Linked DNA regions of Mus musculus: all the other regions are linked to region 1. The links are chromatin loops, found by intact Hi-C in ENCODE. Cell type or tissue: heart. All regions are shown on one strand. Each heading gives the region's core, and the rest is flanking DNA. Links, peaks and the distances in the headings are about the cores only.

Region 1 (10,527 bases), core at 1,467-9,466:
GTGCATGGCGACCTGTGTGGAGATGTTTATTGCAGTGTTGCTATGACTTTCCAAAGTGAGAGCATTAACAAGGAAGAACATTTATGTGTATCCATATAAATACAAGTGTGCATTATTCACATAAATACAAGTTTATATGAATCAAACAAATGTGATCAACCTGTCTCATGAAAAAGTAAACAAAATTACAGAGTATTACATGTAGTGAGGTCCATGTGTGCCTGTGTGTGTGTGTGTGCACGCGCGCGCATGTGTGTAAGTGTTCCTGCCTGTGTGTGTGTGCATGTAGAGGCTGGAGGTTGACTTTGGGTATCTTCCTCCTGGGCCCTGAATATAATTTTCAGAGACAGAGTCTACTGTTGAGCCTGGAGCTCACCCATTAGCTACACTGGGTGGCTAGCAAGCTCTGGAGATCCAGGTGTCTCTGGGATTGCAAGTGCACATCCCATGTCTGTTTTTTTTTTATGTGAGTGTTGGAGGTCTGAACTCAGGTTCTCATCCTTGCCCAGCAAGCACTTCACTCATTGATCCATCTCCTCAGCCCATGAGCCAATTTTAAATGAGAAAATGTGTATATAATATGTACAAGAATATGCATTGTGTGCAGTGGTATGACATGTCCTATTGGCCAGATATGTGTGCTCCATTTTCAATGCATGTCAGTAATTTAGTAATTGGGGGAAGGTACCATAAAGGAAGAAGAGATTTAAAAAAAAGAAAAGAAAAACCAGTTGAGTGAATAGATATCAGGAATAATGGAACAGAAAAGTTTAAATTACGGTGGAGGATAAGAGAGCAGGGTAGAGTTCTCTGGATACATGGCAGAGAGTGACCAATAGGTGGCTCCAGAATCCAATCTACTGACTGGCCTCTGACTTAGAGCTGTCAAATTCCAGTGTTATTCCCAGTTGATGAGATCTGTTTAGCTGCCACCAAGAGAGAGGAGGGCACAACCTCTCCTGCACTTCCTGGCTTGAGTCCACACTCTTCTGCCTGCAGCTCATCAGTGATGAGCTCTGCCTTCCACATCTACCTCTCTGGGCCTTCCCTCACCCTGGGCTTGTGGCTAAACTGAGGCTTCTCAATATGTGGATCTCATCTGCTCCTTAGGCCCCTGATGTAAACTAGCTTTAATTTTTTAAAAAAACACATTAGTATCCCTCAGATGTCATAAGCTGACTCATAGAACATGACAAAAATAAACAATTAAAAATTTAAAAAAGCTTTCTACCATTAACTTGTCTGCTAGAGGATCTTTAATCCATTAAAACTTCCATCCAGCTTTTAGGACTGTGATTCTGAAAGCAGGATTGTCTGACTTATACTCTGGACATGGCTTCTGTTTTCTTTACCTTCCACCAGAGAACTGCCCCAATGGCTGGGGCTGGTTTGTGGATTTCTCTGGTAGCCACTTTTCCCTTTGTGTGTTTCCAGGACTCTTGGGTTTCTGAAGCTCGCTCGCGCTCTCTCTCTCTCTCTCTCTTTCATCTCTCTCTCTCTCTCTCTCTCTCTCTCTCTCTCTCTCTCTCTCTCTCTCAGAATACGGTCTATATACCTATTGCTAAATATCTGTATCTACATCATCTATATGTATATATCACTATCTATCTATACACTTTTTAATTTTCAGACAATATATTCTGATCACAGTTTCCTATGCCTAAATTCCTCTCAGGTCCTCTCTTCCCTACCCACCCAACTCATGCCCATTCTTTATTTCCTTCTCTTCTGAAAACAAACAAGCAAACAAAAATTCAGACTGGCCCGTTCACTAGCTCACTCAGAGATTGGCCTCTTGTCTACATCTTACACAAAAACCTGTATTAGTTCTGCCATGCTAGGACTAAATACTTGACAGAAGCAATCTGAAGTAGGGAATGTGGTTTCAGGAGGCCTCAGTCTAACAGGGTGGAGTGGATCTGACCAGGACCATGGTAGCTAGAGTGTGAGGCACAAACTCTTTCATGGCTGTGGGTTAGGAAACATCTGGAACCGGATGTTTCCAGACTACAGCCTCTAAAAGCCCATCCCAAGTGGTCCACTTCTGCCTGCCAAGCCCCACCATCTAGAAGTTGCACGGCATCTCTAAACTCGATATCACTTGGGGAAGAAGAGCTCAAAGCATGAATCTGTGGGGAAACATTTGAAATCCAAGTCATATTATTGTTCAATTGCTTAGGGCAGGCAAGATGCATTTTTTTTTTTTTTTTTGGTCACCTTTTTACAATGATGACCAGAGCCCAGCCCTCCTGCCTGGAACTAGATTGGAAGTAGATTGGAAGTGTAATGCTTTGTGGCCAAAGACCACCAGGAACAGCTGAGGCTGAAGATCTGGAGCTTAGTAGCTGCTTGGAGGAAGTTTGCACATTCTGGGCTCAGGGGTCCCTCAGCAGCGGAGTGTTATGTTAGAAAGAGCCTGCTCAGGGTCTAGGGTGGTTGCAGTAGATGGTTTGGGGAATACTGTTTATAAGAGCTGTTAGATTCTGCTAATAGGAGGTAACGCTACAGTTGAGTATATCAAAGCATTTAATGCAGGAAGGAAGAAATGCATGAACCCCTCCTTCCACCATAACTAGTAAAAAGCAACAGCTAGCTACAGGAACCAGGAACAGCTGTTTGATAAATTTTGTTTGGTTAGGTTTTTTGTTTGTTTGTTTTTGTTTGTTTGTTTTTGTTTTTGCTGTTTGGTTTTTGGTTTTTGTTTTTGTTTTTTTTGTGGCACACCAGTATTCTCATACTTGATTGCACAAGCATCTTCTATCTTGCTTCATCACAAGTCCCGGGAAACTTCATCAGATGTTGATCTTCAGGAACTATGAAGGCCCAGCTGGGCCAGGTCCTGGCTAGAAGAGGCAGACTTGCTTTCCCTCAAAAGGAAGAAAAGCAGCTTTCATCCCTTACCTGAAGGTTCACTTTCAGCCAATGGCAGTCGTAGCTTTGGCTATGCTGCGTAGGCTCCAGGGATCTGATGAAGCAGTTGTAACAGCTGAATTTAGTCCCAGAAAAACTAAATTCAAGTCTCTGAACACCATCTCTTTCTTCTCTTTGCTTTGCTAATCACATTTGGCTTTAGCTTTTCTTTTTGGCTCCTCCATCCCTTTTAGTATTTTGAAAACACCCAGCATCCTTTCAGTTTCCTTACCTGGAAACTGATTGATAATTTCCCTTTGTTACTATTTCTAGTCCTCTCATTTAGTATTAAATTATGATGCTGCATTTTATGACCCCTAAGTGACAGAACTGAATTGTCAATGCAGTATTTTTCAAAGTAATGCCACATATCCCCAGGATCTCAGGGATCTATGAGTTAATAAAGGAGAGGAGTGTTGCTGAGCCTTTTAGCTTCTGGTGCTTCTCTGAGTGACAGTCATATTTAAAATATCTGTGCTTGGCATGCACAAGGCTCACATTTCTCTTTTAGGGTTGTTCTATTTTCTGAACATTCAAGCAGTTCTTCCACAGAGCAGAGCTCAGTCCCAGGTCCTATGAAAGATATCTGCAAAGTTTTCCCAGTTAGCTTCTCCAGGGAAACACATGAGCTGGTAATGGTTTGAGAGTAATGAATTGAAAGCATATGAACCTAAATATCTTGAAATTGTATTAAGTATTAGACTCTAGAATTACCAATACTGTACTAATTTACCAAGAGTTATTCCAAGTAGGACCTATTTCAAGAACACTGCATACATATAATGTGTGTAGCCTTAAAAGGGTTCATTGAGGCTGTGTATTTGAGGGAGAGGGGAGAGGGGAGAGGGGAGAGGGGAGAGGGGAGAGGGGAGAGGGGAGAGAGGAGAGTGGAGAGGGGAGGAGAGGGGAGGAGAGGGGAGGAGAGGGGAGGAGAGGGGAGGAGAGGGGAGGAGAGGGGAGGAGAGGGGAGGAGAGGGGAGGAGAGGGGAGGAGAGGGGAGGAGAGGGGAGGAGAGGGGAGGAGAGGGGAGGAGAGGGGAGAGGGGAGGAGAGGGGAGAGAGGAGGAGAGGGGAGGAGAGGGGAGGAGAGGGGAGAGGGGAGAGGGGAGGAGAGGGGAGAGGGGAGATGGAGATAAGCAAAATAAATTCTTATTGGGCTTCAGGATTTTCCTTCCCCAGAGACCTTCTCCTCCACAACCATGGAATCAACTGGGTAGCCTCAGTTAAACCTTGTGGTGCCTCCCCTTTTCCTCTGTACTTCTGGAGATTGAATCTAAGACCCTGTGCATGCTAGGCGAGTGCTCTACCAATGGGCTACAATGCTATTCAGGAGTATTCTCCTTTCTTGACCATTACTTTAATTTGCCTGCATTATACCCACAATGCATCCAACTTTCTTTTTTTCTCTAGTTGAATTCCAGGCTATGGATTCTCTTCTCATTTGTCCAATCATGGTTAAAGAATTTCCCAATATTTCCTGATTTACTTATACAGGATTCTTCAGGACCAAGGCACCTTGCTATCTTCAAAGTAGACAAAGAGTGGAGTTAGATGCAGTGTATTCGGCCTTATGTTGTGTCTTTGATCCATTTGGAGGTTTTTATGCAGAGTGATAAATGTGGACCTATTTGGAGACATCCACAAGCAGCAGTCCACTTTGATCAGCACAGTTTGTTAAAGATGCTACCTTTTATCCACGTGTGTTTCCAGGTCATTCATAAACACACACACACACACACACACACACACACACACACACACACACACATATCACATATGGAGATGTATGAACTTACGTCTAAGGCTTCAGTTTGACTCAATTTATTCACCTGTCTGTTTGTATGCCAATATTATTCTGTTTTTATTACTATAGCTCTGTAGCATCATTTGAGATTGGGGGTAGTGATGCCTTCAGTAGTTCTTTCATTATCCAGGATTGTTTTAGCCATCCTTTTTGGTTTAGTTTCTGTTCATTTGTTTCCAAATCTGTAAAACTTTTGTACCACGTGGAAGATGGCAATCCGCCACCATGGTCCCCATCCAGTCATTAGCATGGCTTCTCACCAGTGGAGGAGCTTTGGCATAAAGCTGTGTGCATTAGTGCACACCATATGCAACAGCAAACGGTTATGCTGACACTAAATAATTAAATTGAGAAGGATGTTTCTTTTATCAGAAGGTAAGAAAAGATACATCAAAACTGAAGAAATCCCTCTCCCTGAGATAATTTTATGAACAATCTTAACATTTCATTTAATCTAAACAAATTTTAATACATCTGTGAAAGTAATACAATTTTTTGGCAGATGAGAAATCTTTCCCTGTCATGGTGTTTGTATATAATCAGATATAACCCAGGCCAACACAGGTAGGCTCCTATACCTCACTTCAGCATCGTGGAAATTCCTCCGATACTTGAAAGAGCAGAGCCTTAGATGAACCTAACTGATGCCTTTATTAAAGAACTTATTTTTCATGATGTTATTTCAAATTATTCTTTTGTTTGGCACCTCGGGTGGGGTTGGATGCTGTATGTTCAAGACAATGCACATTCAGATTTTTCTTTCTTGTGTGTATCAATAAAGCAAGTTGATTTTTTTAAAAAGACACGGAAGGAGATCTATATGATCATTTTAAGCAGTTGTAAGGCTGCAGAAAGTTCTAATTCCTGTGAAAGGCAATTCCTACCACCAGGTGGCAGCAGAGCTAAAACTCTGGCCAGTTGGTGTGACCTGTCTTGCATAGCCAGCTTGAACAAAGGCAACAATTCACACAGACCCCCATGAACCAGAAGTAGAAAATCCCACAATGGACAGGAGCTAATGAGACTGTCTCAGCCTTGCTTCCTGCTAACCTCAGCAGGGACAGTCTGGGACATGCACACTCAGCAGAACAATAGTCAAGAGGTAGCAGGTGATCCATAGAACCATAACCCCCTGTGAAGACCAGGTTGTATCAGTAGCACTAGAGTATCCCCTTGGGTGTCTTGGGTCTAGAGCAACTGCTGAATGTCATGGAGGTTATTCCCCGGCCCTAGGGTGCCCAGGTTGGAAGACCAGGCTTGGAGCGTCATCAGAATGCCTCCTGGAGGACAAGAGTTTCTACAGCTGCTCTGCTCTGGCTCTGGTATATTGTCAGGATGGTCATATCGCTTGCCTGATTCTTTCGCAGCGCCTCAAAGGGGCCTGGCACGATGCTGTGCGATTGTAGAGTCATTTCAGCACACTCACAGGCTCACATTTACCACCAGGCAACTCTCTGACTTGCTCTTACTGTTTCCAAACTACTTCTCTTCTCCCTCAGAGAGCTTGTCAAAATCTTGATGCTATCAGAGGCTGCATCCTTAGGGACACCACACAGTTCACCTGCTGTTGTAGTTCATGCCTCTAGTCTTAGCATTCAGGAGATGGGGGCAGAAGGATTGCCATTAGTTTAAGGTCAGCCTGAGTCACATAGTGAATACCAAATCATCAGGACTATATAGAAAGATGTTTCAAAAGCCAAACATTAAAGAACACTGTACCATGGTTAAGAGGTGACCACTTCTGCTACTAAGCAGGAAGTGGTTTGGTCTGAGCCCCCATTTCCCTAACTGTAAAATTATTTGCATTGTGCCCAAAGTAACCCCTTGGATGGAGTCTCTATCTTCAACACTTCCTACAAAATCAGGGCTTAGATTATCGTAAAGGGTCTCCCCTATATCATCCAAGCCTTTGTCAAGGTAAAGGAAGGGCAGGTTGTCTCAGGAAGATGGACTCTGAGGCCACCCTGCAGGCATCCCTGCAGCTTGTAGGTTTACTGTGATGATGGCTTATGTCTCAGGAGTTGGGAACTGGAATGAAATGGCCAGCTTAGTAGGTGCTGTTCCTAGAGACAGCTTCTTTCTATGGATGCTGGCATCTGGGAGGACCGCAGGCTCTCCCCACAATTATTCTAACAGCTACAACAATTACACAATAATATAAGCCATGATGAGCCCTATCTTCTCATAGCTGACAGTAGTGTCTGCCTAGAGCTGCCACATGCCAATGTCCATATCAGCACACTGCCCAATTCACAATAAATGTAATGTTTCAGGGTTTGGGGAAATCTTGCTGTGGGCACCCAGCCTGCACTGGTAGCACCAATTCTATGAGGGACCCTGTCTTTTCCTAAGCTGCCAGAGGCCAGTCATGTCTCCTTTGCACAGTTCCCCTCTCTATCTATTATTAGTTGGCAATCTCCATCTCCCATCCCCACCCCTGCTTTCTCTTCACTCTAAACTCTTACTAGCACTGCCAGCCCACTGTTCTGTTGGCCAGCCTGAGTCCCAGAATTCTGACCATATCACACTTAGGGAGGAATGCTTTTAGCTATGGGGACAGGGAACCTCCTTTCTACTTTCTACTATCTTTCTTGGGTACCATAGACTTGTTCCTACCCCAAAAGTGTATTCTTTCTCCTAGTTGGTGAAAGTCAAATGCAAGGGCACCAGTGTTGCTGAGTTTATTTCCAAGGAACCCGATTGTTCGCAATACCCAGACCATCGCAAAGAGCTGCAGGAAGCTCACCAAGTGATGCTCACACGTTCTGGCTGCTTGTTGGCCTCCTGCATGAGCTCCGTGAATTGGAGAGTTAAGTTTTATCCTTGAGTAACACAGCATCTTAAGTAAAGTTATGAGTCACAGATGAAGCCTAAGGGCGAGCACAAGTCTTGTACAGCTTCAAACCAGACAGAACCATAGCATAGAGAAGGAAAAGTAGGCACAATGTCCCACCTCTTATCAAGAAGCTATTTGCAATGAACACCTTCTGGGAAAGGGAAAAAGAAGTTTCCTTCAATGGGATGCCACAGGTTTATCCATCACACTTCACGGAAGACACCATGCAATGCCCGGGAGTAGTTGGGGTGATTTTTGTTGGTTTGTTTGTTTTTGTGTGTTTGTATTTTTTTGTACTTTCATCTCTTTTATTTGCCTTGGTTCTCTTTTCTCTTTTAGAGAGAAAGAATGCTGAGAACATGTAGTTAGGTGGGTAGAGAGGTGGGGAAGATCTGGAAAGAATATGATCAAAATATATTGGATGAAAAATTTTAAACTAAAATACTTTTATTAGTTATCTGATAATATTCGCTGTATTTTGAACATTACTTTCCTTTCCCTATCTCCTTCCAGATATGTCTACTTCCATACCCACTAGATTATGTGTTCTTATTTTTAAAAATCACATAGAGACCAACTAGTGCTGCTGCTCATATTCTCTTAGGTATGTGGTCAACTCCATCTTTAAAGGCTCAGGGATCATCAGGGATGAAGGAACTGCAAGAGTGTAAGAACCAGAGTTGGGAGATGGTTATGAGGAAGCCGGGCTTTCCAGATACAACTGGGCAGTGCGCATATGAACTCAGCAGCTGTGCCAGGCCTCACAATGTCTGCACAAGGTCAAGTCTGACAAGATCATGGCACAGAGGCGGGAGGTGAGCCTGAGCTCCCAGCCCGAGCTGAGGAGATACTGGGTCACTGATAGTTGTTGGGAGGAGAGTGAATTTTCCTTAATAGAAAAGTTTGCAGCCGCAAATGCATCCTATACCATTAACAAATGACCTTTGTGAGTGCCAGAGTTACCTCTTTGGCTTTTCATTTTCTCTTAAGGTTTCAGTATAATAATTTTTGATGGATCAGTTCTTTGGTCCCTAAAAGAGAAGCTACTTGGATTTTTTTTTTTTGATATTGTATTTAGTGTGGGGGATTTCACCTAGACCCTTTCTCATGCTAAGTGCAAAGTTTATCACGGAATTATATCTCCCTAATTGTTCAATTTTTGAAGTATTTAGAGGAAGTTTTGTGTAGAATTTTAGAACTATTTGGCCTATTAACAGAATTGGAAGTTCTTGCTAAGTTCAAGTTCCAGGGAATGGAACGGGGCGTAACTGGTTTTATGCTTTAGGGGTTAAGAGCTGAATGCTATCAATAAAATAATGTAACTGTTTATAGCTTTATGTGAAGGCTTCTCTGTTAAATGCCATGAGCAATATGGAAATAACCCTGCTGAAGAGCCCATCCTCTAACCGCGCTGGAGCAGCTGGGCAGACATTCCGCACACTGCTGATACAAAGCAAACCATCCTGAAAGGCAGGTGTAGACAATCCTCTTTGGGAACTCACAGCTGCCTCACAGTAAGTATCTGGGTAGGTAGAGAAGCAGAGGTGATTGTTAGCCCAGGTGTGAAAGGAGGGAAGGCTTAGTCCGACTCTGCTGGAAACACAAGAGAAATCAATGGTCAGCAGATGATGAATTCCTGCCAGGGACACAGAGAGCCCAATGCTTGTGAAGGGACCCTCCCCTACCCCCGACTTCCAGTGCGAACTTAACTGTACTGTTAGGATACTGAGTGCTACAGAGCTATCCGACCAGTAGAAGAGTGAGCAATGTTGGTTTCTGAAAGTATTCTTATGGAGATGGCCACATGAACAATGGATATTCGAAGTCCTAAGTGACATTTCTATGTTATATTAACAAATATGTTTAAGTTTCAAAGAATGAGTTCATGGCTGGGAAGATGGCTCAGTGGTTAAGAGCACATATCTTCCAGAGGACCTGAGTTTGATTCCCAGCACCCACATCAGGTGGCTCACAACGGCCTCTAGCCCCAGCTGGAGTGGAACCCAACACTTCTAACCCCTGTGGGGACTTTCATTTGTGAGCGTGTACCATATATATACTTAAAATCATAAAAATAAATCTTTTAAAAGAAATTTATTTATTTTATTCATATGAGTACATTGCAGCTGTCTTTAGACACATCAGAAGAGGGCATTCTAGCCCATTACAGATGGTTGTGAGATGCCATGTGGTTGCTGGGAATTGAACTCAGGACCTCTGGAAGAGCAGCCAGTGCTCTTAACTGCTGAGCCATCACTTGAGACCTAAAAGTAAGTCTTTAAAAAAATTATTCCAAAAATAAAAAGGCTCTCTTGAGGAAGTTATTTGGCGTACACACTGTCAGAAAGCTTGTGTGGTCGGCTTAGCAGGATGCCAGCTCCTACAACCAGCCTGTGAGCCCCATGTGTTTTCTGTGACACGTTTGTCTTGGCTCTGGTGTTTCTCTGGCTCAGAAGCCTGTGAAACTGACTCATCATTCTGCAGCCAATATGAGTGTTTCAAAAAAAAAATACAGGGGGAGTAAAGTTTGCAAACCAATTTTGTATTTTGAAGCCCAATCAGGACTGCAGGAGCAGTTCTCAGATCCACAGGCTGGCGTTCCAGTCTGATGAGTATCCATTACTCCATTGAAATGTCAATGAGAGGATTTCACTCAGCATTTAAAACCTTACCCAGACTCTATATTAATGGAGTAATGTTTATGATATAATGGACTTATTTCTCCTCACCATCTTTATTGCTTGCTTCTTTCTTTTTCATACACACACACACACACATATATGTATATATATATTCTTTTTAAAATATTTATTTATTTTATGTATATGGGTACACTGTCGCTATCTTCAGACACACCAGAAGAGGGCATCTGATCTCATTACAGATGGTTGTGAGTCACCATGTGGTTGCTGGGAATTGAACTCAGGGCCTCTGGAAGAGCATTCAGTGCTCTTAACAGCTGAGCCATCTCTCCAGCC
Region 2 (10,527 bases), core at 1,775-9,774, 210 kb after region 1:
CACCAGGGCAAATTCTCATGCAGAGGAGTAAGTGGAAAAAGACATGCAGCCTGTGACCTTAAGAGATGGGCCAGACCTGTCTCATGTGAGGCAGAGGCACATCTCTGTCATCTCAGAGACAAGGCAGAGGCAAACAAGGGCTGTATGTGGATTTGCAGAGAATTCAGAGAGGCAGGCAGAGGACACATGAGCTCATAATGTCCCATTTCAGTTCTCTTGGCCTGGTGGGATGTGCTCACCCATGGGCCCAGGCCTCAGCGCTCTGCTTGCACTCACTCGGTCATGCCTGGGGTTGATTCTGCAGGGAGCACTTTACAATCTCTTTTCTAGATCCCACAATACAGCATTGTTGCATTGTTTTCAGAGGGATGCTTCCCTTAGTGTCTGCCAGCTGTTGCCCACCAGCTTCTGTTTCACAAGCTTTTATGGAGACTCCATATTGTAGCCGCCTGCGGCCAAACTAACTGGGTTCCTGAGTGGGAGGCCAGAGCTGTATGGAAGGAAACGGCAAAATAATGGAGGCCAAGACATGTTTCTGTTCAAGGCCCCAAAGTTTACTAAGAGTCTGCTTATACAGTGGGGAGGCCCATTCCCTGCCAATCCATTCTTGATGCCTGCTGCCAGCCTGTAGGTGATCTGCCAGATGCTATCTCCTGAATATCTCAAGGGCCTCTCAGCAGGTAGCAGTGTCTTGGAGAAGAGCAGCAGCAGGTGACAGAACAATAGAGCCATCTAAGGCTCCACCCCAGGTGGTCTCATTCTCAGTGGCAGCAAGGTCAAAGCCAGCCTACTTAAGGCTGGGGGAAGCTACACCATATCCCACCCTTACTCTCCTTCACCAGCCAAAATGTGTTGGCTTAAGGGTCTGTTGGCATAGCAGGGTAGGGAGATGACCTCCTGCTTCCCTGAGAAATGGCCGAATGTCCTCCTCTGATTGCAGCAGAGAGTAAATTGGCTTTCACATATCCCAGTGCAGTACCTGTATTCCAGACAACTTCTGCTGACTAGAATTCTAATGAGACTTCTATCCTGAGAGTCATTTCCTGACAGTGTGGCTACAGTGACTTTGACACTACTGTTTCTAGTACCTACCACTTTTAGAGGCTGCTGAATTTCCCAGGAACTGTTCATCCTAAGATACCAATTCTCAATAGGATGGATGCAGTGGACAGGCCAAGAAAACAGCAATTAGGCTCTTGCATATATAAGGCAGTTTCTGTGTGATTCACAAGCCATTCATTTGGTCCCTAGGTCAAGGGACAAAGGAATTAAATATGAACCACCTCAGATTCTCCTGCTCAGATTCTCCTGAAACAATGCCCTGCAGCCCAAGGTTTACAGGAGGCCACCTGGGTGGGCTTGTTTGCCCTTACCTCATTTCTATAATCTGTGCACTTGGAAGAGTTCCTGGATAGATTCTGACAAAGGAGTTTCGGCTTTAGGTAGAGTGGCTTTCTTTATATAACAGGTGTGGAGCTCCATGGAGGCCTCAGGAGAGGTTAAGAGGACATTTGCTGGACACGTGCTGTTATAAACCAGAAGTCACCAGTGATGTGGTACCGACAGACCTAGGGATGCTTTTCACATACCCCAGCTTGGTTTCTCCAGACTTCACACATTGCTGACTCCTCTCTCTCTCTCTGTCTGCCCCTGCTTACCCCTTTGCTGTCTCTATTGTGCAGGAACATTTATGAGTCTCAGGGCTCATGGCACTCACTCCTTTGAGATTCTATCTATTTAAATTATTTTAATAATGTCTCTATATTTACTCTTGGAGAATTCATAAATACATCTTGACCATATCCTTTCCTTTCCTCCAGATCTTCCCCATCTCCTTACCCATCCAACTTCATCTTTTCTCTTAAGACAAAAGCAAAATGGAGACAACCCCTGTCCTGCACACATAGATAGATGTATAAAAATATGGAGTATGATTTGTTTTGGCCACCTACTCCTGAGCATAAGGCCTGTCCTGGAATGTAGTTGATATACCCAGTGTCACTCTAGTGAAGAGATCTGACTTTGTCTCTCCTAGCAGGTACCAATTGTGAATAGCTTCTTGGTTGGGGGCGGGTAGGCCTTTGCAACTACTTCCCCTCCTCCTGCTGAGATTTTGTCAGGCTTCAGCTTGTGCAAGCCTTCTATATGCTGTCATGCTCTTTGCGATGTCACATGCACATCTGCCTTGTTGTGCCTGGATATTCTGTTTCCTTGGAGCCTCCACCAACTCAGGCTCTTACAATCTTTCCACTCCTTCTTCCACATAGATCCTCGAGCCTTGAGGGAAAGCATGTGCCATTGACATCCCATTTAGGGACGAGCAGTCCAAAGTTTCTTATTCTCTGCATAGTTGTGGGTTTCTATGTCGCCATCTCCTGAAAGAAGCTTCTCCAGTGACAGTGGAATGATGCCCTGAACTATGAGCATAACTATGATTCATTAAGAGTTGTTTTATTGCTATGTTCCTTTAGAAGAACAATAGAAGTAGGTTTTCCCCTAGGGCCCTTGGCCTAGATAGCCTCAGGATCTTGGCCTCATTACAGTACCAGGTGTGGGTTCCATCTTACGTAATGGATATTAAATTCAATAAAATCCTATAACATTCATGTTAGTATTGCACAAATGGGAATATCTTGCTAAGCCTTTGGTTATTGGAGCTTGTATTGAACAATGCCATACTATAGGTGGGTAAGACTGATGTTTATTTTTACGCCTCTGATAGTAGAAAGGGTATACCCTGTGGCACTATGAATGCTAGCCATCAGGGATAAAGCTTTCCTATGGATCACCAGCTAGATTTCTCCATGCTCTATAACTTAAGTATGTAGTATGTTCAGCAATAGGGTCTTACTATCAAGTTCTGGAGGATAAGCAAACATTGACAACAGTCTTAACACCTGGGAGATCGATGGACTCCCATCAGTCAACAACTCAAAGTTAACTCATTCCCACTCCTGGGAAGTTAACTTGGTAGTATGTGATGGCCAGTTGTGATATTGTCTCTTTTTCCCCTGCTATAGGGTAATTCTTTTTAAATGTGTATATATTTAGGAGGATTCTACAGTAGTAGGTTTCCATATGACTTTTTCAAGAACTTTTAATGGTATGTTTGTATTCACAGGCATGTGTATTTGTGTGCCCATGCATGTGAAAGTGCATGAGAAGATCAGAGGACAACCTGGGTTATCATTCCATAGAAGCCATCTATCACAGCCTGTGTCACTGTCTTGAAGCCACCAATTTGGCGAGGCCAGATTACCAATGAGCCCAACGGATCTATTGCCTGTGTCTTCCTGGTGCTGGGATTATTAGCAATGTGACAATATGCCCATTTCCGTAAGGGGACTCTGAGGATTGAACGTGGGACCTTACGCTTCCATGCCAAGCACTTTGCCAACTGGGCCATCTCCTCAGCCCCTTTATTTTTCTTTGGATCCTTCTTTTGTCCCTTGGTTATCTGGGGGAACTAACTACTATTTTTGTCCCTTCCTGTTGTAAACAGAGTTAAGAACTGGCTCTTTGATGTGAACTCTCTAGACTATCCCTCTAACCTAGCATTTCCTAACTCTCTTCCTATAGTGCATTTTACTGCTTCTTTGCAGGGAGAATATTTTTTGTTTTCTTTCTCTTAGTCCTTTCTGTTCTTGTTACTCACAGGAGCTCTCACTCCATTAGTCCTCATGGCTGTCTGTGTTCATGGTCTGGGGGAGGAACTGTCAAGGGGACACAAATATAAACAGCTTGTCAGTCTTCTTGCCTTCTGCTTCCACAGCATACGTTCCACAGTTAATTAAGGAGATGGTGCTAAATTCCTCAGAGGAAAACCTTAAGAAACAGGAAGAAGTACTTGGAAAAATAAGAAGGGTAAAAGAAAGAGGAGGAAAAATTGAGACTGTGTGGGTTCCCAAACAAATGAGAAAAGGTAACAATTTCCCACACAGAGAATGGGATGGTGACAAGATCTTATTAAATAGAACCTCAGATAGCTTCCCAAAGGCAGCCATGGCTATGGTACCCACCCTCTCTTTCCATGTATCACTCAGAATGAGGAGAAATGGTCTTCCTTACCCATGTAGAACATGGGAGGACCATAGAAAGGGGTCAATGGATAAAAATAATAGATGCCTCTGCTCTGACCCATCTCTACCCATCACCAAGGACTTTTTCTATATCTCAGAACACCCATCACCAAGGACTTTCTACATCCCTTGGAAACTTCAAACTACCTGTGATTGATGCTAAGTTTCTTCTGCTCTGACACAACATGAGCTAGAATAGAGCTAAGTTCAATTATTGGTAAACAGGTATATTTGTTGCATATCTGAGGTTGATGCTTCCTTTTGCCCTTTGACCGTTAGCCTGGGGCACCTAAAAGAGACATTTGTGCCTGTGTCTCCTTTGGTTGTTCTCATAGATCAAGCCACCTGTAAATGCTCAATAAATGTACTGAGTAAAAGTCTTCAATTTTACAACATTCCCCAGTGTCTTAGCACACTAATTTGGCATTATCAGATGCCCATTTGATTTCTTCACCAGTCTGGGAATTCCTCAAGGATGAACCTATGTTTTGGCATTGCTATTCTCAGTGTTTAGCACTAGATTTAGAACAAGAATGAGGGAACCCAGAAATGTTTGCTGATCCAAGGGATGAATGACAAAATAAGTAAGTGACATGCTAGATTAAGAGGAGGGATGCTGGAGCAGGACACACTAGACCAGGAGGAGGGATGCTGGAGCCATGACATGCTAGGCTAGGAGGAGGGATGCTGGAATCATTAGCAAACAAGAGGATGAGTTTGAAAACTGCTCCTAGAACTTTTGAACACTGAGTATAGGAAAGTTACACAATTTCACAAGTAAAATGGGGATAATAATCCCTATTAGAAAGGAATGGTTTAAAGATGAAGGGGAAAGAATTATCATTTGTGAATAGACATTGCAAGTCAAGGCATGCAGGATGTGTTTTTAAAATGAGAAAACAAACAATCAAAACAGTTTTCATTGATTACCTATAAGAATGCCATTTGCAATATTCAGTTTTATACACTCCAAGGCAAGAATGATAATCCCTGTCCCCATGGAATAGGATCTGCTGGGAATTCCTTATGTGTCCATACATCAAAACTGCAATCCTGCTTTAAAGGAAACAATGCAGAACGAAGTCCTAATATTACCCTCTAATACTAATATGGATGCTCATGGTATCTTTCATAGAATTCTCTAATATCAGTCAGCTCTCAATTGTTTCTTTCTGAACTGAAACCATAAAACTCTCCTGCAAACACATTGCCACTAGATTACCTGACATTTTGACTCATCAAACATCACCAGGCTGCTCAAATATGAATTATAAATCATCTTCCAGATGACTGGATGGGCAGTGTCAAACAGCTGCTTTCACAGCTAGGAACAGGACCCAGGTTGGTGGCTGCCTCACCTCAGCAGCTATGACTCAGGGACACAACAGGGAAAGCAGTCAGGATGCAAAAAAAAGCAGAGCAGGAGCCTCCTTGAAGACAGAGCAGTGTTTCTTGGGAGAGGTAAAGTGTTCTGTGACATTTGAGGTGACACCAGCCAGGATGAGGGGCTGTACAGATGGCCTCCCAACCTTCACGCTTTCTTTTTTCTACACTGCAGTCTCCAAGGGAGGATTAATTGCTTTCCTCTGAGATTAGAATCAACAGATGTTGCTGATTTAAGACTTGATGTAACTGGAAGAGTGTACTGTGAATAGCATAAAAGCTAGGCTTTTCTGTCTCTTTTTCCTCCTCCTCCCTCTCCCCTACCCTGTACCTCTTCTCCTCACCAAAGTGAAGTTAAGGAAGCCTTCAGAAATAAGCCCTGGTTTCCATTTTATAGGTTCACATGCACTCTCTTATTTCAAACAGGCATTGCTGTGTCGCTGCTGATGCTAACTGCCTCTAGGATTCCTTGGTTTTCAGGCTTGTTGCAGAAAACAGGCCACTGTTGCCAGAGTTGGTACTGACATCAGGGAATGTTGACCCTTCTCAGCTACACATAGTGAACATTTTCATGCAGGAATCTTTGCTAGAGTGATGGATGTGACATCTGCCTCCTGTGTGTATCTCATGGCAAACGAGAAAGAGAAAGCGAGCAAGAATTCTGGGCACTAGTAAATGAAATTGAAGCACTCTACAAAGAAGCTAACAGAAAACAAACCAAGCCTTCTTCTTTTCTTCTTCTAAACAGTCTGTCTTCTAAGTGTGCCATCCGATTACATCTTTGACTTGTTGGCTTTTACTCCACACGCCATCCTTGTGGGGCTCATGAGCTCCCCCTAGAGGCAGGAACATATTTTGACCAGGAACTGCAACTTCACCCGTGGGTAGTGTCTATATTTTTGTAGTGTCTTAAGAAGAGAAAAGGAGAGATGGCTCATAGGTTAAGAGCACTTCCTGCTCTTCCAGATGTCCTGAGTTCAATTCCCAGCAACCACATGGTGGCTCATAACCATCTGTAATGAGATCTGATGCCCTTTTCTGGTGTGTCTGAAGACAGTTACAGTGTACTTACATATAATAAACAAACAAACCTTTTTTTAAAAAAGGAGAGAAATGGTTATTCTAGTTCCACACTACTATTCCTCAACCTTTACCTTCTTTTCTGTGTCCAACAAAGTTAATGTTTCAGTTCTCTCTCCTGACATAGGTCTCCTCGTTAAACCAAGCGTGGAAAGGATTTGAACCCAGACTCCAGGGCTTCTAGCTGAGTTGGCTCCTGCTCTGAATGGCATGCTTGCCAGAAACAAAATGTTCACCTCCCCTTCTGCTCTAATGTTCCTCTCATCAAAGCAGCCCTCCTAGGTTGCCTGGGCTAGCCGGAGAGAAACTAACCAACATCTTATCACTGTATGTTAAACTTTAATCTTTTCCAAAGATACCTTACAGAAGGGGCCATGCTTCCAGGCTCTTCTCCTGCCTGTGCGCCAGTCATCATCTCTTAACGCAGTCACCTTGGATACCTACCTATCGATATGACCAAAGATAGTCACTCAGCAGCTATTCAACTAATCCCTACCATGGGTCAGCACCTATATAGCACCCAGTCCCTGACAGGAACGGATTCTCTGATCTCCACAAGTTCAGAATCTAACAGAAGAAATATACTAGCAGCCATTTTCTATGAAGAAAATTAAGTGCTGCTTCAACTACAAGCAAATACCAGCGACCAAGGAGGCAGACTCAACAGGCAAAGGAGACCATAAACTAATAAAGAAAATATGTTTTGGAAAAATAGGAACTTATCCAGAAAGCTGCACTGAATTGTCTTTATAGAGGAAAACCAGAACAAGTTTTAAACTTTCTCCCATAGATGTTATGGTTTGATGGCAGCTTAATGTGAATTGCATGTGGGACTTGGATGCCAACATAGCTCTCTCCTTGCTAAGTTCTGGCAGTTCAATCCATCTTCTAGACGATTCAAAGAAAGCTTCCCTGATGGCCACTTTGGGGAACCATTTTGGAAAGAGTAGTTCTGCCTTATACAGTATTCCACTTTGTCTTGCAGAATAGAAAAGAAAATGTGCTAGATAGGATTGGTTTTCATGTCTCTGGGTACAGGCACGAGGGTCATGCTGTCTTATCAAATACTGGCTGTATTTTACGCTACCTTGCAAGGGGTGGCTTGCTGCTGCCAGTGGCTGGCTCTATTATCTTCAGAACCTGAATCTTTCTGCCTCTCCCTAAGTACCACAGTCATTATACACAGCAGACAATAAAGATGTGCTTTCTTCCTAAATTAGAACTATGCAAAAAGGAGGTTGAATTAACAAGCATATAGACAAAGATTCTTATCATTACTGTCCTTCAATGTCTCTTAAGATCCGTATTATATCGTGAGACCTTAAGATTTAAATCATCAGATAAGTTAAAATTAAAAACCTATCCCTTCATCTCTTACTGACCTACGTAATATTACTGACCTATGTAATATTACATAGCACACAGATGTGTCTTATTTTGATTTTCCATTGTATAACAAATTGCCCAAGACCAGGTAATTTAAAAGGAGATATTTATTTGTCTTGTGGTTCGGGTGGATGAGAAGTCTAATAGCATGGACTTGGATATGCTTAGTGATGTCCTTCCCCATGACATTATCATACAGTAGAGGTCAGCAATGGAGAGACAGAGTGATGTCTGGCTCCAGTCCTTCTTTCTAGGTTGTCTTCTTGCTATTCTTACAGAGCCACTCTGAACAGAGAGACCCACTCTCAAGATCTTATCTAACCCTAACTAAATATTGAAGGTCCCATCTCCAAACTCCCTCAACATATAAATTTTAATCCCATTTAGTAACCATTTAATATTACTACAATGGCTTTAAACTTTAATACGTGAGTTTATTAAGGGGGCACATTCAAATCATAACAAGAAACTCTAATCATGTTGTTTCTATTCATAGAAGTTCCCTCCTTCTGCACTTACTCTCTTTTGTGCTTCCTGTCTGATTTGTCATTTTCTGCCTCCCCTTTACGTGGAAAGCTTATTGAGTGGCATAAATCACAATGCAGACTCCTCAAGATTCAGCTCTTGCATTTAGATGTATCAAGGAGGTTTGTGTGGACCTGTCATAATTCAACAATTTCACTGGCTGAAATCGGCCATAATGAAGTCCTCCAGTAGAACTAAAGGGAAACTGTGCATGAGTGTGGAAGATTCTTAAAAAGAAAAGGGCAATGTTCACTGGCAATGTCCATGAATGATGGGCACATGCCCAGTCAAGTCAATTGAGGTAGACATTATTCTTGATTAATGGACAAGCAGATAAAGGTCTAGTGAAAAGTTTTAATTTAGGTTAACTTATGGCAAAAATGTACATCCTCTAGGTTAGGAAAAATTAAATTTTTCTCTTTGAATAATAAAAGAGTTGAAATTCTAGAAGGTGAAAGTTGGACATTTGAAGGGCTTTAGCTACATGCTCCTTATTTGTATTTCAAATAAATGTGTTTCTCAAGTCATTATATGTTCTGTGAGTAATGCCACTGGACATGGATGAGTGTACCCACCCTCACCTGAGTGGTACAAGTAGGGCTCCATAGTTAGTGTTATACATATTAAAAATTAAAGTGAAGTAAATCTTAGAAAGCCAGGACTCTGAGAGACAATCTACAATCTACAAAGAAGTCATTGACATAAATCCAATAGTGCAATAATTAGCAGGTATCATTGGCTGAGCTTCCAATGACTGTCAGCATATAGGCTACAAAGATAACTGAGACATTCCCTATGATCTCCTGGGGTTCAAAGTCTGGCTGGATATAAAAATGAGTAATGTTCTGTGGTCATTACCATACAGCAGTGGCAAGGACACTCAAAAAGAACAACTAGATATCTCAAGGGTTGGACAGCCACTAGCAAAGACTTCTAGAACTTTGGGATAATTTTGGAGAGAGAGAAAGGAGATGCATGGATGAGGAAGATAGAGTCAAGGTATAACAATAAGCCAGTGAGGCTTGGGGCCAGGGAAACTTTTCATTGGTAAAGCCCTTGCTATGGAAACATGGGGGCCTGAGTTAAATCCTTGGAACTCACACATAGAAACCAGATGTGGTGATGTATAATTCTAATCCCAGAACCGGAGGTGAGATAAGGCTGACTCCCCTTGACTTGGCCAGCCAGTCTAACCAATATGGCAGGTTTCAAGCGAAATGAGAGACCACGTCTCAAAAATGCAAAGTAGGTGACCCCTGAGCTTGACCCCAGAACTTGAGTTCTGCCGTTGTACATATATGCATATACACCAGCACATATACACACACACACACCAAAGTAAGTCTGAAGAGACTAGAATGGAGGTCAGGAATGATTATAAATGTAATATTCCTGAGTCCCAACCTAGTTTGGCCCATAGGGGCCCCTGGTAAAAAGGGGTTCTATGGGTTGGTGGGTGTTACAGTGGAATGGAAGTGGACTAAATTGAGATGCTGAAAGGGACAGTGGTAAAGAATTAGGGTGCTCCTAGGTCCCTAGTAAGTGGACTATTGCCACATTCCTCATCCCATATATTAAGTTAGGTGACTCCATACATGATATTTGTCAACAATTTAAGAAGCTGAGCACTAGACTATTTTCCTATATTGGAGATCCAAAGTATATTATTCTTTAAATGAAATATAAAAGCCAAGACAACCATTTATTCTCATGCTGCTCAAATTCATTTGACTATTAAGTCCTTTTTCTAATGGCCAAAACCATATGGTGATTCTACAAACTCCAGAGTGTGAAAGACTGGAGCTAGACAGTGGGTATAAAGCAACAGAATGCATCTGCAGATTCACACAGGTAAATGTGTCAGATGAAGGAGTGGCAGGGGAAGAATTTGGCCAAAATCCACCTGCACATCTCTTGAATCTCTCTGATTCTTTATGGTATACACCTTTGATTCCCAAAGAAGGGCCGTGGCGATTTCTGCCTAACTTTTGGAAATAGCCAAGGTTCTTCTTCACTTTCTTGTTGATATTATTACATAGGAAAGATGTACTAGAAGTGGGGAGAGATGGCTCAG
Region 3 (10,527 bases), core at 1,292-9,291, 450 kb after region 1:
AATCTGCCATGGAAGCAAGCTCAGTCACATGGAATACAGCATCTATACTAGTCAGGCTTGGGCCACAGTGTATGCAGATGGCACACAAACTGAGAAAAGAAACTCAAGAAAGGGGCCAGTAAAAGGACTGGCAACTTGTAAGTAGTAACTGCTAGGGAACACTGGCCATCCAACATCTTAGGCTGTGGGAGTAGGGAGAGTATGTCTATGGTGCCAGCAGGATGGCAGCTGGAACGGCTGCTGGGCAGGAGTGGGGGCACTGCACTAAAGTACAGTGTTAACCCTCCAGCTCACCCTTTAGTCTGTAATGTGTCACCCTTTATGGGCTTGTAGCAATTGTTAAGTGAAAAAGACTGACTCCAGTAGACGCTAACAAACAGATCCAGCAATGTTTGAACATGGTGAGTATTAGTAGTTAGTTGTGGGCATGGAGATGGGTTGTTTTTAGTTTTTACTTCATGTTTCATCTTTATGATCAAAAAATACTGAGTTTTTGTTAGATTTATCTGCCCCAATGGTGTAATGGAGTAGAGATAACTTTGACCCATAGCCATGGTAGCAAAATAAGAACAATAATGTAATGAAAGCAAGTTTACGGTAATGGTAACAGAGCTATTCCCCCCTTCCCTCATAGAAGGAGTAGAAGGAAGACTACAGGATCCCCTTCTGGGATTCCGGCCATTACTCCTTCCCAAAATCGGTTGTGAGTGCTCTCAGGAGATGCTGCAGTATATAACAAGAGGGGAGGTTAGCTGAAAATGGAACTCTGTGACAGAGTCTGCACAGCATCCTCTGTGATGGGGTAGGACTTCGCAGTGATGCAGCTGTTGCGTTTGGGGGCTACCCACTCTTCTGAAAGTAACCCCTTATCCACATTCCTATAAACAAACTCATGGGTTTACCATGATGGTCTAGGGTGGATTTATTGTTAGGGCTACATCTGGGTTAAGTTATTGCTGTTTCACACCTTCCCAAGGAAAGTTAACACAAAACAGAGCACACGTATTTCCTTTTAGTAAATGTCTGTGTGTGTGTATGTATGTATGTATGTATGTATAGTGTGCATGCATGTAATATGTGTGTGTGTGTATGAATGCTCTAAAATTCTAGTCTTCAGGACACAAACTTCAAAGCATGTTATTTTCTTAAGCACTTAAAAAATGTAATTATATATTGGCTAACACTTTATGTGAAAATATGATATAGATATTAAGATAACAAGTAACAATAATCCAACAATATTTGATTAAACAGTATGACCATCTCTGCTATGCCTATGAACAGCAATCGTAACTATATATGAAAGATACAAAGCTGGTTGCCAAGAGCCAAAGTGGGAAGAGGTGAACCAATTCTGTGTGGGTGTGGGGAAAAAACAGTGTACAGCTATTTTCTTTTAGTAAATGCATATACGTATGTATGTATGTATGTATGCATGCATGTAATGTATATGCGTATGCACCCCTTCAGGCACATTTTGTGCGCCTAAGGGTATGCCCGAGAAGGACATCTAATGTTCTCTCACTCTCTGCTTGATTCTTCTGAGGTAGAGTCAAGCACGAGGGATCCTCTGGTCTCCACATTCCCACAGCACTGGAATGGCATGCCTGGCTTTTTTCTTGGGTGCTGGGAAGTTATACTTGGCTATACCTGAGGCTTGGGAGGCAAGTACTCTTTCCCACTGAGCCATCTCCAAGGCCTCAGATTCTTCAACTACACCGGTTTGAACCCACAGCCTCCCCACCAAATACGGTTATAAAGATTCACTGGAACCCAGCCACACCTTACTTTGGCCACTAAAATGGAACAGTCAGTCCCTGAACATGCATATCAGCCACTAAGGCCCAGATCCTTACTACCTGCTCTTTCACAGTGAAGAGTGCCAGCCCTTGCCTTGGGCATCTCCCTTAGGGCTTAAGGACAGAGGAAAATCAATCCTTCAGTTCATCCTATCTTAGAAGATTTAAAAAGAATGTTAAGGAAGGGGGAGATCAAATTATTTTCAGTACAAAAAAAGTTCAGAGATGGTATTATCTTAATCCAAATGGCATTCCTTTGTGTTATTTTGGCACTGAGTTTGGGGGAAACACACTACCATTCATAGTCAAATGAATGATATTCATGTATTTTATTGTCCAAACAGGAAAATAAAAGTGGGAAGAAGAGAAAGATTTTCCTATGCTTTTTCTCTAACTTGAATCTCCTCTGGTTATGTAATGTTAAAAAAAAAAAGGAAAGAAAGAAGAAAGGAAGGGAAGGAGGGAAGGATAGAAAGAGAGAAAGAGGGAAAGAGAGAAAGAAAGGGAAAGAAAAAGAGAGAAAGAAAACTTCAATTTCTCAGATGTATTTCAAATCTAAGTTAAAGATTCTTACAACTTTAAGGTTACCTTTTTCTGTGTGACGTAATCGAGAAATAAGCAGAGAACCTCAGAAAGATAAGTTCTGCGCAACCCCACTTACGCATAGGTAACGCAGTCTAATTCAGAAAAGAAAGATCACTTCTCAGCCTTTTGGCTAATCAAGTGCAGAAAGGAAAGAAGAACTGTGGTTGCCTCGGGGCTGGGGCAAGAGTGTCATCTCTCACTGCACAGTTTCAGGTCCCCAAATGGAAATCTTAAGAGAGCTGTTGCACAGCAGAATGTTCGTAGCACTGCTGGACTGGGTGTTTCAGAAAGGTAAATGTGCACTTTATACTACATGCTTCTCTACAATAATGAAGAGAAACAACTATGATAGGAGAGGAAGAGAAGAACTGGGGCTCTGGCAGAGTGAGTGGTTCCCTGGCCCATGTAAAACCACCAGCATCAGCCACAGGCATGGGGAATGAATCAATTAAAATGTGCCTTACTCTAGAGCAGTGGTTCTCAACCCATGGGTGGCAACCCCTTGGGATGAATGGAATAACCCTTTCACAAGGGTTACCTCAGGCCGTTGGAAAACAGATATTCATATTATGACTCATAACAGTAGCAAAATTGCAGTTTCGAAGGAGCAATGAAAATAATCTATGGTTGGTGTCAGCACAGCATGAGGATCTGTATCAGCATAGGATGGTTGAGAAGCTCTGCTATAGAGTAATGAAGAGCATCTCTCGTAGGTGCAGGGTAAGTAAGGGTGCCTTTGCAGCTCTCTCTATCTATCTACGTTGTACACAAGGAGCTCACAAAGTCCTTATTCTAATCAGTTACAGTGCTGCCCAGTTCCCCAGCTTCAGAGTTGAGCAAGAAACGGCTCGATGGCTTCCACCACTTCTTTTACCCAGATGTTTGACACTTGAAAGCTGGGCAGTCTCTCTAGGTAAGCCAATGCAACTAAACTCACAGTCTGTTTCTCCTGATTGCCCTTCTCTTGCATGTATAGGAGGCCTCAGAGCTTACTGACATGAGCTATGTGCCATCACAACTCCAACTGCTGTAAATAAAGGAAAAAGGAAGTCAGTGCTTTGACATAGTATCACCTAGGTCTCTATCATCCTTTCCCACGATTCATGTGTGTTATTTTCACTCCAGCTAGCCTTGCTATCTGTTTCAATACGCCTTCTTCTGGTGGATAAAAAACTTTCATCTCGAAATCCTTAATGCACCATAAAAGCAGCTGATAAGAAGGGAAGGAGAAAAAAAATTCACAAAGCTTTTTTATTTATCAGAAATTCAATACAATCAAGTCAATAACTAGTCATTATTAATAATTCTATAAATATGCTAGCCTCATCCAAGGAACTATAAGAACATGGGACAGGTATTTGCCAACAAAGTACTAACAACTTGCTTAGCTAAAACCACACCCAAGAAGTTGAGTGTAAGGAACACCTAAACCGTAATAGATGGAGTAGTACATGTGCCAAGGCAAAAAACAGAAAGGAGATCATGGTACCCCACTGGCAAGTGCTTAAGTCCAGGAAAATGACATTAAGGAAGTGGGTGCTGGAATAACAGAACTTACAGGGGTCTGGAAGAGGGGCTGCAATGGCCTGTGCATCAAAATAAAATAAACAAACTCACAGATTTGGGGAGATTGCCATATGTTTGGGGACAGTGATAAGTGCCTCTCAAAAAGAAGAAAGAACTAAATGGTTTGTATGATTTTGCTCCAATGCACTGGATAAGGCTATGAGTGGACAGAATGTGGGAATCATTCAGGTGTCACACAAGTACTGGCACTGGTGTCACATGAGCTCTATGGTCAAAGCAAGCACAGAATGGTTTTCAAAGGTCACTTTCCCATGTAGCAACTCCTTCTCCAGCTAGCTGCTTTCAGATACTGCCAGCATCTTATTCATCATGACTGAACTGCTGTCTGCACACCCAAACAAATGGAACAGCATTTGCCTCTTTTTCCTCCATAAGTGGGGCATCTACTCTGGATTATCCTTTTTTGATCTCCATGATTTGGGTACCTATTTTTAATCAGTTCTGAAAATGGAGAGTCTTAGAAACAAAAACACTTGGCTTAGCTTCATGGTTCACTGTGTGACATTGATGAATCGTTTCCCACAGAGGCCCATTCCCTTACCTCCAGGTAAAAACCTGACTTGGGTTGTCTCCAGTTGACCCCACTTCAGTGACTAATGTAAATGACTAAGGGACACACACATGTGGAGATTGTGGACGAAGGCACTGCTTTAGTCTGTACATCTGTGAAACACTGACATCTGCTGGGCTTGGAGAAAGGTATGCAATTCATCCAACACAGCCTCGAGAAATCCAGTTTACACACCTCCTTTAGAAAACTGTTAATCAAAGATAAACATTTTTAATAAAACCAGAGCGTCAATGTTTGTTTTCATGAAATTTAAGAAATAATGCACAATTGTAATAATTCTGAAATTCTTTCAGAGATTCCTGCTTCTATTAAAAAACTTGAGATTATGCTGGTATGTTTCTCTATACAATAGGGGAAATAACACTTTATAATATATTGGAGTAATCAGCTATGGTGGCATGTGTTTAATCACAGCTCTGGGGAGCCTAGGGTAAAAAGAATGGTGACTTCTAAATTAATCAGAGCTATCTAGTAAAAAACAAACAAACAAACATAATACTCTCTCTGTCTCTGTTTCTCTCTCTCTCCCTGAATATGTGTGTGTGTGTGTGTGTGTATACACTACATAAGAAGTGTATACATACTATATAAGAAGGAAAAGCCCACCTTTAGTAATAACAAGTATAAGCTGGCTAAAATCACTTAACAATACACTAAAGGAAATGTGCAGAGTAAGGTGAGAGGCACATGGACACATGGAAGACACTGTGCTAAGAATTCTGTTGACTCTTTGAACCTGTTTTTATCTTATTATCCAGTAATCCTATTCGATATACCATCTTTACAATAAAAATAAAAAAAGTTTCTGACAGAAGAACAAATATACCAAAACATTCTTACTAACTCTTTAAAACCCTTTAAAAATTGAAAATGTAAAAATTTATTTTATTATTTTTAGTTATGTGTAGGCATGTGCACATGAGTACAGATGCCCAGGTAGGCCGGAAGAGGAAGTCAGATCCTCTGGAGCCAGAGCTGCCTGATGCAGGTACTGGAAACTGAGCTCAGATCTTCTACAATAATATTACCTTCTCTTAACTGCCAAGCCAGTTCTCCAGACCCAGAAAAATGTAAATTTCAAATCCACCAGAATGTTCACACAGCTATGCTGAGACATTTAGGGGCAACTCTCCATTGGGATGCCCATGGCTACACTTGGGTATACACTGTCATTGTCCTAAGCAAATCTGTCTCTGTCTCTCTCTCCCCTTCTGCCGCTCCACCCCACTCTTTCACCACTAGTGTTTAAATGTATATTAAATTTTTTTCTTAATAAATTCCAACTCAGTTTCGAGTTGTCCATCCTGTCCCTATTTCCACTGACGAAGTCAAGCATCCTGACGTCAGTGGAGGGGAGAGCCCTGAGACGGAGCCACAGACGGAGCCACAGACGGAGCCACAGACGGAGCCACAGACGGAGCCACAGACGGAGCCAGAACAGACCTTTGTCTTCTTCCTCCTGTGGCTGCTGCCCGATTAGGTGACGTCACTTACAAGCCCAGGAAGGAAATTCAGCTGAATATACAGCAACAGAGCTTGCTTTGTCCCTTAGACAACAAGCAAACAAACAAACAAAACAAAAAACAGAAAACAAAAAACCCACAGAGTATTTTGCAAGTCTACAGGACTCTAACAGGAACTGACCCACCCTTCACTGGCCCAGCACCACCCTAGAATCTGCATAGATATAAATAAGAAAAGGAAAATTCCAGATTTCCCTTATATATAAGTTTTGTTACCATTAAAGCCAATGAGAGGTAAGAGTTTCCAGAAGTTACTTGCAGTGGGGACAGCTAACATTCAACCACTGCCATCATTTCCCTTCTTGCTTACCTCAGATGTGATGGCAAGATCTGCAGAAGCCATTTCACAAGTAGAAAAGAAATGCCAAGAAAATGGTAGCCTACACTCTCCTCTTAAACTGAGATGTCAATGTCAACAATCACATGCCACTGAAATTCTATTCCCATTGCACAAAAATAAGTAATAAATAAGCCCCCTCCTCCTTCAAACTGGATTTCACAAGATTTCTGTTCCTGTTAAAATGAAATGTCATTACCAACAAAACTGTAATAATCAAATAAATATATTAACCTACAAAGAAAGTTTTAATAAATTCCAAAAGTTCTAAAGTATTTGTGTTCAACCTTCTTAATGTTGTGACCCTCTAATACATTTGCTCATGTTGTGATGACCCATAGTCATAAAATTATTTTTGTTGTAACTTCATAACTGTAATTTTGCTACTGTTGTGAATTATAATGTAAACATCTGTGTTTTCCAGTGGTATTAGGTGGCCCCTGTGAAAGAGTCATTTAATCCCCAAAGAAGTCGTGACCCACAGGTTGGGAACTGCTTCCCGAGGGAAACAGATAAGAAAATGGTTAGGATGTTTAATAACATTTAATAACTTTAAATATTGCTTGGACCAATGAAGCATTTAATACCATTAAGATAAAACAGATAACGATGAGTCCAAAACATTTATATTAAAATGTTAACTATTTTTATATTTGTACTAATATACAGGGAGGAGTGAAAATAAAGGAATAAGGAATCATAAAGATGTTACAGTCTAATAGCAAGCTAAACAATATTGACTGCTTGCATGATTAAAACAGAGTAGGAAGGGCATGTGGGACATGCCTTTAATCCCAGCACTTGGGAGGCAGAGGCAGGCGGATTTCTGAGTTCGAGGCCAGCCTGGTCTACAAAGTGAGTTCCAGGACAGCCAGGGCTATACAGAGAAACCAAAAAAAAAAAAAAAAAAAAAAAAAAAAAACCAGAGTAGGAAAAGGGTAGACAATAAGGAGATGAAGTTGGGGGAGACACGGGGAAGGCAGATAGTAGGAGAGAGGAATGAAAAGGGAATGAAGGTCTCTGGGGAGGGAAAGAAGTACTGGAATTCCCTCTGTGCCCTTCCACATCTCTGTCCACAGGAGAAGTTTTTCATAGCTCCCTGTCCCTAGCTCTGAGTGTTCAGAGCCTAAATATTTCACCCAGCCAGTCCTTGAGCAGCCCTTTCCTCCTCAACCAATCACCCTTGTTAACACCGATACTCCCCATCCCACCTACTCACTGGACCCCTGGCCCTCTGCATCCTTAGCCTGTCAGCACACTGACCACTGCAGGAAGTTAAGAAAATAAATCTACTGAACAAAGCACAGATGTCTCAAAACTCTTTAGAGTTCGCATCACTGGACTAGGTTACTTGCCTATTATACTATCTTAGGAATAAAACCTAACTGTGAGTCTACCAGAGAGGTCATTCAATAAATATCATATATGGTTAGTACTTTATTACAACAATTAATAGCCTTTAAAAAAAAAAAAGTATTGAGCTGGGATCCAGTTAGACAAGGGCTTGCCTAGCATGCCTTGAAGACCTGAGTTCAATCCCCGGTATAGCATAAACAAGGAATAGTTGTAGATACCTAAAATCAAAGTACTTGCTAGGGTCAGACATAAAGAATCAGGAGCTCACAAGGTCAAGGCCATCTTTAGCTACTTGGTAATTCCAAGCCAGCATGGAGTATAAGAGACTCCACCTTAAAAACAAAACAACCCACTAAAGTAAATAAAATGAAAATAAAAAAAAAAAAAGAAACTGAAAAGTATCTAAAAGTTAGAAAAATATAAACATGAAATCCTTCTAAATCTGTCCACCTTAGCCTTTCTTTTTCTTCATCTATGTATTCAAAAAAAGAATTTATGTGTGTGTGTGGTGTTTCAGGAGACATACAGTCTCACTACGTAACTCAGGCTGGCCACAAACTCACGAGGATACTCCTGCCGTAGTTTCCAGAATGCTAGAAAAACAGGCAGTTGCAGGCATGTCCCATCAACCCAGTTTCCTTTCCTCTCTTAACTCTTTCCTAAAACATATAAATATCTAAAGCAATAATTATACTGCACTGTTGGATGCATAATACATAGAAACATAATTTATATGATACAAAAGGGAGAGGAACTCATACAGAAGCAAACTCCCTGTATTTTATTGGAATTTAGTAAACAGAGATCTGAAACAGACTGAGCTATATTATAAGCTATATTACATTCTTTAAGAAACAGAACTCAGGAGGCAGAGGCAGGGGGATTTCTGAGTTCAAGGCCAGCCTGGTCTACAGAGTAAGTTCCAGGAAAGCCAGGGCTACACAGAGAAACCCTGTCTCAAAAAAACAAAACAAAAACAAACAAACAAAAAAACAAAAGAAAACACTAAATTTCTTTTAGACAGAATTTAAAAATCAACAGGGGCATTAAGAGAGAGTTGACACACACAAACTCCCTCACTTCGTATGCCTCGCTGATTACATGACCAGTACTTCCCAAACACCTGCATTAGTGGAACTACAGAGAAGGCTGAGACCCCTGGCAGGGGTGAGACCTGACCCTGCACAGATACAAAACCACTTCTATTTAAATATTTTTTGGTTTTCCTTGAAATTAGTATCCTTATGGTCCATGAATTGCTTTTATTTTCAACCATGTATTTCACGTGTGACTATGTTGCTATATATAAAAAGTCATGTGAGTTTCTGTTTGTGTGTTTGTTTTGCTAGGTCTCCATCAAAATTAGCAAATGTACCTGGTTAAGAAAATGTACCTGTTGGTCTTATTGCTCTGTAAGGTCACCAGATAATGAATGCCCTTTTGAGAAAGACATCTAAGCCAATAGCTTTACAGTGTTTTAGAACTTACTGGAAGAAAAATATCAGATCCATTTCATGATCAGCACACCTAAATAAACATTTCTTCTCAATTTCTTTCTGGTTTGGTTTTTAATGCTTCTTAAGGAAATTAAAGCCCAATGATGCCAGGTATAGAACTGCACATCCTGGTACCCCAACTCCAAAGACTGTGGATAAAGCATCGTAAATGTAAGGACACTCTGGGCAACCTAGGAAGACTCTGTCTCAAAACAAACCAGTGTGGTGACTGACGAGGAAGCTGTTGGTATAATGCTTACCAAGCACACACAGTGCCCCAGGTTGATCTCCAGCACTAAACACATGGGGACAGTGGCATGCATTGTGGCCTCAGCATCTGAAAGGTGCAAGCAAGTTAAAAAGTTCAAAGTCATCACATTCAGTGAAGTAGCAAGTAAGGCCAGCCTGGGCTACATGAAATTCTGTCTCAAAATCAAACAAAGCCATTAATGAGTCATGGATTGAAGTTACAAAACTCTGCCCTATATAATACGATAAATGGCTTCAGTAAAATCAACAATGTTTCTGTTGTGTGAAGGAGATGTGGTTAAAGGTTTGCTAAAACACTTCCTGTAAGAGCAGAGCTGCTACAAATCACACTGAAAACAGCAAATCGTGCCGGATCTTTAGCAACTCTCTTCTTTGCTTAGTATAAACTAAACCCAAACCAAGTGTTCTCTCCTGAGCATGTGACAGTCATCTGTGTGGCAGTGTCTCTGAGTCACTACTTAATATAAACTAAACCAAACCAAGAGTTCTCCTGAGTATGCGGCAGTCATCTGCGTGGCGGTGTCCCTGAGTTTCTGCAAGTAGCTGAGACAGTATGGCCTGGTCCCCAGGACTATGGACATCCCTGGCTTCAGTCTAATAATTAACACATTTGTTCAGCATACAAAAGAGGAGATATAGCAAAAGTATTAACTTCATCTGATCTGAGGCATAACAATGATCTCAATGTACCCCAGGGCACAAAAAGAACCATGGTGCAGTAGGTCAAGATCTGCCATCTCGCAGGAGTGGCACAGTCTAAAGCGAGACAGTTGTGATCATCCAGTGGCTATTAGGATACAGAAGCACTTACTGACAGGGAATTAGAATTTCCTAGTAATATCATGCTGCAAGGAGGGAAAGGTTAAAGCCTGGTGCCAGTCAGCGAGGAACCTCTTTTCTGCTTTTCCCATGAAGGAACTGGGGGTGGGGGGAGGGGGCAAGCCTGGCTTGTTGTGCTTCTAGAAACCAAGCTTTTGATCCTAAATACTCCATTAACAAAACT

Evidence for each region. A loop is a pair of places that touch in the nucleus more often than their neighbours do. Peaks named below come from ENCODE experiments on the same cell type or tissue, not always from the same donor. Only the 100,000 strongest peaks of a DNase experiment are listed, where the experiment ranks them.
Region 2: a loop joins it to region 1, with 9 times the contacts of the local background. A loop is called at or near these places in 18 of 42 quality-filtered maps.
Region 3: it touches region 1 in a loop (10-fold over the local background); 25 of 42 quality-filtered maps call a loop at or near these places.

Annotation. Positions count from the first base shown.
Region 1 is chr9:89,669,522-89,680,048 of GRCm38, reverse strand. No RefSeq gene overlaps it. Among named protein-coding and RNA genes, the nearest start is that of Tmed3, 30 kb to the left of the region's middle. In heart, for the core only: a CTCF peak has its summit at 5,604 (motif pointing right); no DNase peak of the experiment used is centred there.
Region 2 is chr9:89,457,152-89,467,678 of GRCm38, reverse strand. No RefSeq gene overlaps it. Among named protein-coding and RNA genes, the nearest start is that of Gm47403, 98 kb to the left of the region's middle. In heart, for the core only: a CTCF peak has its summit at 6,297 (motif pointing left); no DNase peak of the experiment used is centred there.
Region 3 is chr9:89,220,373-89,230,899 of GRCm38, reverse strand. The region is part of intron 2 of Mthfs (5, 10-methenyltetrahydrofolate synthetase); the gene reads right to left. Among named protein-coding and RNA genes, the nearest start is that of Mthfs, 14 kb to the right of the region's middle. In heart, for the core only: a CTCF peak has its summit at 4,659 (motif pointing left); no DNase peak of the experiment used is centred there.